2 separate regions of the Homo sapiens genome follow, and region 2 is linked to region 1. Evidence: read pairs that join two places in POLR2A ChIA-PET (ENCODE). Cell type or tissue: Caco-2. All regions are shown on one strand.

The links. ChIA-PET counts read pairs that join two places held together with the same protein. Peaks named below come from ENCODE experiments on the same cell type or tissue, not always from the same donor. Only the 100,000 strongest peaks of a DNase experiment are listed, where the experiment ranks them.
Region 2: POLR2A ChIA-PET joins it to region 1 with 5 read pairs; 4 of 35 experiments call an interaction of 5 or more read pairs at or near these places.

Annotation. Positions count from the first base shown.
Region 1 is chr17:28,086,248-28,091,247 of GRCh38, forward strand. All of the region lies in intron 1 of NLK (nemo like kinase), which reads left to right. Among named protein-coding and RNA genes, the nearest start is that of NLK, 46 kb to the left of the region's middle. In Caco-2, no CTCF peak of the experiment used is centred here; no DNase peak of the experiment used is centred here.
Region 2 is chr17:28,218,907-28,223,906 of GRCh38, forward strand. All of the region lies in intron 1 of LOC105371710 (a long non-coding RNA gene), which reads right to left. Among named protein-coding and RNA genes, the nearest start is that of TMEM97, 98 kb to the right of the region's middle. In Caco-2, no CTCF peak of the experiment used is centred here; DNase peaks (open chromatin) are centred at 2,645 and 2,825.

The DNA.
Region 1 (5,000 bases):
AGGCAAAGAAAAACAGGTTACTAGTTTCCTTTTAATGATCCTTGCTGGAAATCACATAACAATTCCTTTTATGTTCCATGGGCTAGAATTGAATAATATGGGCATAATAGCTGCAGAAGAAAAGGAAAATACTGTCTTTTAGTTGAATGCATTGCTACTTTGAAAAAAACTGAAGTTCTGTTTCTGAGGAAGCGTGAGAGAACATGCTACTAGATGGCATCTAGAAGTCTTTGCCTAAGATTAAGAGCTGATGTATACTCACCAATGATGTATGAAAATACAGTTTTATAGTATTATTGTTTTGTTATTTTTTAGCAAACCTACATAACTGAATTTTTATAAAGATTTTGTTTTTTGCCTTAACTTTATTTTTTAAAATATTTTTAAATTTTTTTTCAAGATCTCATGAGGTTGCATTTCCTTCACTTTAATATCTAACTCCAGCATAAGTCAGTATAAGTGACTCTGTGATGAGTCACATCTCATTTAAAATTGAGAGTTAAGGCTGAGAGTGGTGGCTCACGCCTATAATCCCAGCACTTTGAGAGGCAGTAGGATCACTTGAGACTAGAATTTCGAGACCAGCCTGGGCAACAAAACGAGACCTCATCTCTTAAAAAAAAATATATACATATATATATATTTTATATTTTAGCTGGTTGTGGTGGCGTGCACCTGTAGTCCCAGCTACTCTGGAGGCTGAGGTAAGAGGATCACTTGAGCTCAGGAGTTCAAGGCTGCAGTGAGCTAAGATCACATCACTGCACTCCAGCCTGGGTGACACCCCATGACCTTGTCGCTCTCAAAAAAAAAAAAAAGTTGATATTGAGTATATGGCAAACAAAATAATTTTTATAAGGATTATGAGTGAATCTTTTGCTGTTAGATGGACAAAATAAATGAGTTTTCAGAGATAGTAAAGTTAACCTTACATTTATGTGAAAATTACTACCACATTTCTAGCATGCTTAGAGTTTGTAATTTCAAATATTATCTGATTTAATTTTTTAACTTTTATATAGGCTGTCTATATGTGCCAAATTAGGGAAAATTTGGGAAATGTGGGTCAGAAATGAGTTAGAGCTATGTGTAGGTATTAACAAGTGGTATTTGAATTGGACTTGGTGAGAAAGATTTGGTTCTAGCTTGGTTCTTTTGAGTGTTTTATACTCAATCCTGAATATCAGAGATACTGTAGAAATGCTAATCATTCACCTTTATTGTATAGAGGGATGTAAATCAGAATAGAAGATCATTATCTCGCCAATGGGAATATTTCAGCTAATGGAAATAGTAGATGGGGCTATGGTATAGAAACAGATTAGGTAAGAGCATACGGGCATATTTGGGGAATAGCTATTGTCTAGTTTGTCAGTGGAGTAGAATATATGTAGAAGAGAAGGAAGATAAAACTAGAAACAGGGATTGGGCTTTGAATGTTAGGAAATTTGGATTTTATTTATTTTCTGTTCAAAATTTTGCTCCAAGTTTTTGAAAGTGACCTTGTTTGTATTGGATCAGTATGTTAGGTAGATGGTTAGCTTGGATGATTTCTAAGATTCCTTTTGGTCCTGTGAATCTGTAACCCATGATGAAGTTGGGCTTTAGACATGTCACCTCTTTGGTGTCATCATGAGAGATTTGATAATCAGTCACAAAGTTTATAGCTTAATATGGTGAATGAGGTCACCAAAGGAGGAAAGGCTAGAGAAATAAAAAGGTTGAACTTTGAGAATGTCAGCATCTAGGGAGTGGTTCCCTCTCTTATTTTTCCCCTTGGAATTTAATTTTGAGGAATTCAGGTGGCTTTGTCTTAGAGTTTATCACAATCTGTATGTTACTGGTTGCATCCATGTAGTATATAGCATGTTATTCTGCTCTCTTTTCTGTTCATTGGTAGTTTAATCTGGAGACTTGATCACATTCATGTTTCTGTTTATTTGCTTGTTTGTTTTTTGATGGGTGGCTATGACTACTTCATTAGATAGTACAAGTGATCTGTACTTAATCAGGAGGCACATAATATTGGATCATCTCTGCTTTTTCATATTATAGACATTGATGATTAATACCTAGATCCATTAATTTGTTAAGGTTTGCAAAATGGTAATAATCTAATTCTACCAGGTCTTCTGTATTTGTTAGCTGAAATAGTTCTATAAAGTGAAACTTCATTTTCTATTTGATTACTTGTTGGTAGGTACGGTTTCTATAAATGATGGGATAAATGCATAATTTGTTTGCTTTATTCATTTTCAAAATAATGAATTGATCCATTAGCATCCTCTAACAGTAACCAGTTAATTAACTTATGGATTTAAGTTATATTTCATATAGAAAAATATTTCTTAGTTTCAAATAGAAAAATATTTGATATTTTTATTTCACTGAAATCATTGTCTTTATTGGTATGCAAGTTGTTATTTTGGTCACTGGGCTCCTGAGTCCTTTTGACATAACCCTAGTTGTCTAGATTTGACAACATGTTCCAGGCTCATCTGTACATTTTCTAACCCAGATCTGGAATCAGCCATTTCTCCAAGGTTCCCTTGGCACTAGAGGTACTCATCGCTTGGGTTTGTCATTGTTTCTAGGCTTTTTTTAGTGGGCATATCTTTAAGATAAAATGATACCAGGAGTTCATACTGATACTTCAAATTCAAATGATTAAAATTCTGGTCTTGAATCTCCTTTTTCCCATACAAAGTATTGGTTCCCTTGGTTTTCAGTGGTGCCAGAAATGATAGAATTAGAACTTCACATAAGTATTCATTTGTTCACCTCACAGTGCATACACAGTACTCAGAATACCAGCACCAACAATATGATTAATGAAAACAGGTTTAGATGATGTAAAGAACTTTGTTAAAATCATATGGTTTGGTAAGTTTGATGTACGTATACACATGAAACTATTGCCTCAGTCAAGATTCTGAACATATTCATCACCACAAATTCCTCTACCCCTTTGTAATATTTTCTTTCCCCACCTTTCTCTTCCCACTGCCATCTGTAGGCTTTTTGTCACTATAGATTAGTTTTCATTTCCTAGATTTTTATGTAAATAGAATCATATAAAATGAACTCTTTTTCATCTGGCTTCTTTCACGCAGCTTATTTATTTTGAGATCTATCCATGTTGTTGCATGAATTAATAGTTCATTCCTTTTTTATTGCTTAGTAGTAATCTATTGTAGAGATATACTATAGTTTTGTTGTTTTTTTTTTTCATTCACTTACTGATGAACATTTGAGTTATTTCTAGTTTAGGGCTATTAGAAACAAAACTCCTTGGACATTCATATATAAGTCTTTGCATGGACATATGCCTTCATTTCACCTGGAATGAAATGGCTGGATAATAAGCTAGGTGTATGCATAATTTTTTTAAGTTAAATTGTTTTCCCAAATGGTTTTACCACCTCACATTTCCACCAATAGTGTGTGAGTTCCAGTACCTCCGTATCACTGCTGTTACTTAGTATGGTTAGTTTTTTAAATTTTAGATATTTTAATGTGTGTGTAGTGTTACTTGTGGTTATAATTTGCATTTTGCTAATGACTAGTGATCTGCCATCCTTATGTCTTCTTTGCTGAATTATCTGTTCAAATCTTCTCTCTACTTTTAAAAAAAATTGTGTGTGTATTTTTTTTATTGAGCTTTGAGGGTTTTCTAATGCTGAATACAAATCCTTTATCAGCAACATCATTTGCAAATAAGTACTCCCAGTTTGTGGCTTGTGTTTTTGTCTTTGTAACAGTGTCTTTTGAAGAGCAGAAGTTTCTAATTTTAATGACTTCCAGTTTATCAGAATTTTAAATGAATCATGCATGTTTATCTTTCTTGTTGGCTTTTTAGTTGTAACTGTTTGCTATATTATTTTAATGATTGGCTTTAAGTATATGGTATACATCTTTAACCTATCACAGTATACCTTCAATTGGTATTATACTATTTTATGCATAGCATAGTAGTCTATATCCATTTCTCACCTTCCAGCCTTTGGGCTACTGCTGTCATACATTTCACTCTTACATATGTTTTAAGCCCCACACTACATTGTTATTTTGCTTTAAACAGTTGTCTTTTAAGGAGATTTAAATAATACCAAAAGTCTTTATATTTACCTGTGTGGTTGTTGTTTCCTGTGCTTGTTATTATTTTCCATGCTCTTCATTTCTTTGTAGATACCCAGTTTTTCATCTGTTAGTCATTTTACTTCCTTTATGACTACTTATAGTGCAAGTCTGCTGGTGATAAATTATTTTAATTTTTTTTTAATGTCTGAAAAAGTCTTTATAGCATCTCCATTTTTGAAAGGTTTTTTTAGCCACGTGGTAGCTCACACCTGTAATCCCAACACTTTGGGAGGCCGAGAGGTGGGAGGATCGCTTGAGGCCAGGAATTTGAGATCTCCTGGTGGGAGCTTGTTAAAAACATAGCGGGAGCTTGTTAAAAAATAATAATAATAATGAAAGTTATTTTTGCTGGGTATGCAATTTTAGGGTGACTTCCTTTAAGTACTTCAAAGATGTTACTCTGTTATTTTCTGGGTTGTATTGTTTTCAATGAGAAATATGCTATAATCCTTATCTTTGTTCCTCTGTGTGTAATATGTCTTTTTTTCCTCTGGCAGCTTTAAAGATTTTTCTCTTTATCAGTGGTTTTGAGCAATTTGATTGTGATGTCTAAATGTAATTTTCTTCATGTTTCTTCTTGGGATTCAGTGAGTTTCTTGGATCTGTGGGCTTATATTCATATAGTGGAATACTATATATATGAAATAAATGTACTAGATCTAGATATATTAACATGGATCAATTTTATTTCATTTTATTTATTTACTCGTCACTGACTTGAAGCACATCAACATGGATAAATTGTAAAAACAAGGCTGATTTGGGAGAAAGCAAGTTATATATAAAAGCTTAGGCCAGTGTGAGCCATTTATGTAAATTTTAAAAACATAAAACAACCATATTTTTATGGCTACAGTCAT
Region 2 (5,000 bases), 130 kb after region 1:
ATTTTATTTAAGGCTTCACAACACACACCAGCATTTGGTTTATATTTGGTTTTTAAAAATTCTTTGGTTGTTCTTTAAGACATTAAATAGAAATACCCTGGCCGGGCGCGGTGGCTCACGCCTGTAATCCCAGCACTTTGGGAGGCCAAGGCGGGCAGATCTCCTGAGGTTGGGAGTTTGAGACCATCCTGACCAACATAGAGAAACCTCATCTCTACTAAATATACAAAATTAGCTGGGCGTGTTTGCACATGCCTGTAATCCCAGCTACTCAGGAGGCTGAGGCAGGAGAATCATTTGGGCCCTGGAGGCAGAGGTTGCGGTGAGCCAAGATGGCGCCATTGCACTCCAGCCTGGGCAGCAAGAGCAAAACTCTGTCTCAAAAAGAAAAAAGAAAGAAAGAAAACGAAATACCCCATAAAACATTCAAACTATATTGGAAATATATAAAATACCGGAGAAGCCCTTGTTTTGATATAAGTAGGTCTGAGTCATTGACCAGTCTTTTGGAAACGTCAGTTCAAGTGGGCAATCGTTAAAAACAGACACGTGTAGGTCCTGGTCACTTTGTTTTGACTTCAAACAAAATTCACACTCAGGCACTAGTTTTTCTTTGGGTATCTTGACTCAAATCCCTCTTTGACTTTCTTGCATAAATCACACCCACAATCCTATAATTCATCACCTATTATTTTCAATTTATTTAAACTTAAAGACAGTTGTGAAGCAATCTGATGTAGAACAGTTCTAGATTTTTAGGATTTTCCCTGAATAGTTTATCTTTCACATCTAATTCAACATGTCAGCAAATCTTTTTGTGTATTACTTCCAAAGCATTTAACGTCATTTGCAAGGAAACAATTCTTTATGCACTCACATTTCATCAGTTTATGTAATATTTAATTTAATTATATGATTACAATGACAGTACACCTGGCATAAACAGGCTAGGGACACACCCAATCAACTCTTGGTAAACCGACAACTCAACCCAGAGCAGAGGTAGCTGAGTTCTTGCTTTTCTAGACCAGGGGTCAGCAAACTATGGCCCTGTGGGCCTGTTTTTATACATCCTGTGGGTTAAAAATGCCTTTTAGGGGCTGGGTGTGGTGACTCACACCTGTAATCCGAGCACTTTGGGAAGCCAAGGCAGGCAGATCACTTGAGGTCAGGAGTTCGAGGCCAGCCTGGCCAACATGGTGAAACCCCATCTCCACAAAAAATACAAAAAGTAGCCGGGCATGGTGGCGGGCGCCCGTAGTCCCAGCTACTTAGGAGGTTGAGACAGGAGAATCCCTTGAACCCGGGAAGGGGGACTTGCAGTGAGCTGAGATCACACCACTGTACTCCAGCCTGGGTGACAGAGTGAGACTGTCTCAAAAAAAAAAAAAAAATGCCTTTTATGCCAGGCACAGTGGCTCATGGCTATAATCTCAGCATTTTAGGTGGCTGAGGCCAGAGGATCCCTTGAGCTCAATAATAATAAAAAGAATGGCTTTTTAAAGTGGTTGAATCTGTAAGTGGTTGAAAAAAACTTAAAAAAATATTTATTCCATGAAAATTATATGAAATTCAAACTTTAATGTCTGTAAGCAAAGATTTACTAAAGCACTACTACATCCATTCTTTTTTTTTTTTTTTTTTGGTGTATTCAGTGGCTGCTTTCAAGCTACCATGGCTAAGCCTAACAGTGTCAACAGAGACTGTCTGGAGCACAAAGCCTAAAATATTTACTATCTGGTCCTTTACAGAAAGAGTTTGCCTACCTCTGTTCTAGAGCGAAGCCTGAGCCTTGGGTGCTCACTATGCCACAGGTATCTGTTACTGTGGTTTGCAGAAGCTTCAGGTGAGAGGGAGAGCTTCTAGGAGAATGCCTACCACGAAAAGTGAAAATCCCTTCCTTCTTGGCATCACTGTTTCCCAAACCCACCTCCCACTCTTCCCAAGGTAGCTTCATGGTTTGCTTCGTCACTTCCTTCCTGGGCTCAAGTGAACCTCCCAACTTGGTCTACCAGAGCACTGGGATTACAGACATGAGCCACTATACCCAGCTCTGATTTTTCTCTATAGCACTTATCAGATATATTCCATGCTTATTTATTTATTTATTTTTAATTTGTTTGAGACAGAGTCTCACTTTGTCACCCAGGCTGGTGTGCAGTGGCACCATCTCAGCTCACTGCAACCTCCGCCCCCCAGGTTCAAGCAATTCTCCTGCCTCAGCCTCCCAAGTAGCTGGGATCACAGGCGTGTGCCACCACACTTGGCTAATTTTTGTACTTTTAATAGAGACGAGATTTCACCATGTTGGCCAGGCTGGTCTTGAACTCCTGACCTCAGGTGATCCACCTGCCTCAGCCTCCCAAAGTGCTGGGATTACAGGCATGAGCCACCACGCCCAGCCTCCATGCTTATTGATTTATTTTCTATTTCCTGTCACTAGAATGTGAGCTCTATGAGGGCAAGGGTTTTGCCTGTTTGTTCACTGCCCTATCCCAGTCCCTAGATGAGTGCCTGGCACACAGCAGGGACTTCATAAACGCTTGTTGAATGAGGATCGAATTACTCTTGCTGTATGACCATCTGCTGTCTGCAGGACCCTGGGCATGAGGAAATGCCTGCAGGCGGAAGGGCAGTGGGCCAGTGCTGCACAGTGCACGATGATCAAAGAGAGGGCTTATGTGTGGGGAGTGGGTACGGGCAGGTGGGTGATGGGGTGCAAAATTCTAGACCTCTAAGGATGAATGGCAGAGGCCACACCCCCTTGATGAGTGACCCTTGAGCCCACCGGACAAGGGGAATGGTTGGCTAGGGTCCAGGTCCATGGTCTCCCTGACTTAGGGTGGCCTTGCCCGGGGCTCTGAGAATGGGGCCAAGGAAGCCCTAGTGATTCTGTCCCCTACCCTTCAAGGACAAGTTGGAGGCAGGCCCTGGTCTCAAACATCTACAAAAACAATTGTGTCTGAACTTTCTGCCCTCACAGATGTCAGCCCCCCAACCCCCAGACATGTCTCATGACCACTGAGTCATGCATCAATGATGGGTGTGGGTGTGTGGATGGATGTAGCCAAGCCCATTGACCGAGGACTGAGACATACTCCCCACTAATCAACAAGTTAACAAGCTCTCTGATGAGGAGGCAGTGATTAATGAACCAATCGGCTTGCCCTGTAAGTGGGGAGTGAAATTGGAGGGTGGGAGTATGATGGATAGGGAGGGCTTGGAGGGATGTGTGAGGCTGGCTCCTGGTCCACACTGAGACTATCTGGGTGCCCATTTACTTTGGCTATAAATGAGGAAGTGACTTCTTCAGAGGTTGTAGCCCAAATTCAGGCCATCCCATACCCTTTAGCTTCTATAATGTCTCTCCTGTCTTCCCATCTGTCCTTGGACCCCATATTCCCCAAGACATGACGGGGTTCCAGGGATGTCAGATTCCCTGTGGACATCTCACAGGCTCCATCTCTCTGCCTGGAATCAGTGCACTAGAAACTCCCTATCCCCCCATGGTTAGTGCTGCAGGGTCAGAAGAGCAAACAGGCCCCTACTCTCTGGTATCCTTGCCCCCATTAGCCTGCAGGGTCCTTCTGTAGGCCCTGACCCCTGGGATCACAGATGTACTAACAGGCTCCCACTGCCCCCTCCATCCCAGGGTGAGCACCTGTCTTTTGTCTTTCCATGGAGGAGTGGAATTCTTTGATTTCTGCTGTCACCCCTCCAAACAGGACAACAGCTGTCTCTCTGTTTGTCTCTCTGTATCTGTGTTCTGAGAACGCCTCAGACTGAGGATCCCCCATGATACAGCCATGTCCTTTCTTTGAGACTGGAGTTCTTGAAGGACAGGGCCGTGCCTTGCCCCCTGGATGAGGGGTCCCTAAGAAGAATGATTTTTCTCCTTCCTTCAAAGGTAGGATCTATGTCCCCTTGTCCTGGTGTCCTCTTCCACCTCCATGCTCAGCAGGGCACCCTGGTGTTTCCTGGGATGTGTGGTCCCATGGGGCCTGACTGGCTGATAAGGAGCCATCTGCGGAGAATGCAGGTGATTGAACCCATAAAAGAGTGACTGAGAGTTTCCTGGGGCTGCTGTAACAAATGACCACAAAGGATTCTCACATGTTTAAGAGCTTGTTGCTCTCCCTCTCCCTCTCCCTCTCCCTCTCCCTCTCCGTCTCCCTCTCCGTCTCCCTCTCCGTCTCCCCACGGTCTCCCTCTCATGCGGGGCCGAAGCTGGACTGTACTGCTGCCATCTCGGCTCACTGCAACCTCCCTGCCTGATTCTCCTGCCTCAGCCTGCCGAGTGCCTGCGATTGCAGGCACGCGCCGCCACGCCTGACTGGTTTTGGTGGAGACGGGGTTTCGCTGTGTTGGCCGGGCCGGTCTCCAGCCCCTAACCGCGAGTGATCCGCCAACCTCGGCCTCCCGAGGTGCCGGGATTGCAGACGGAGTCTCGTTCACTCAGTGCTCAATGGTGCCCAGGCTGGAGTGCAGTGGCGTGATCTCGGCTCACTACAACCTACACCTCCCAGCCGCCTGCCTTGGCCTCCCAAAGTGCCGAGATTGCAGCCTCTGCCCGGCCGCCACCCCGTCTGGGAAGTGAGGAGTGTCTCTGCCTGGCCGCCCATCGTCTGGGATGTGAGGAGCCCCTCTGCCTGGCTGCCCAGTCTGGAAAGTGAGGAGCATCTCCGCCCGGCCGCCATCCCATCTAGGAAGTGAGGAGCGCCTCTTCCCAGCCGCCGTCACATCTAGGAAGTGAGGAGCGTCTCTGCCCCGCCGCCCATTGTCTGAGATGTGGGGAGCGCCTCTGCCCCGCCGCCCCATCTGGGATGTGAGGAGCGCCTCTGCCCGGCCGAGACCCCGTCTGGGAGGTGACGAGCGTCTCTGCCCGGCCGCCCCGTCTGAGAAGTGAGGAGACCCTCTGCCTGGCAACCACCCCGTCTGAGAAGTGAGGAGCCCCTCCGCCCGGCAGCTGCCCCGTCTGAGAAGTGAGGAGCCTCTCCGCC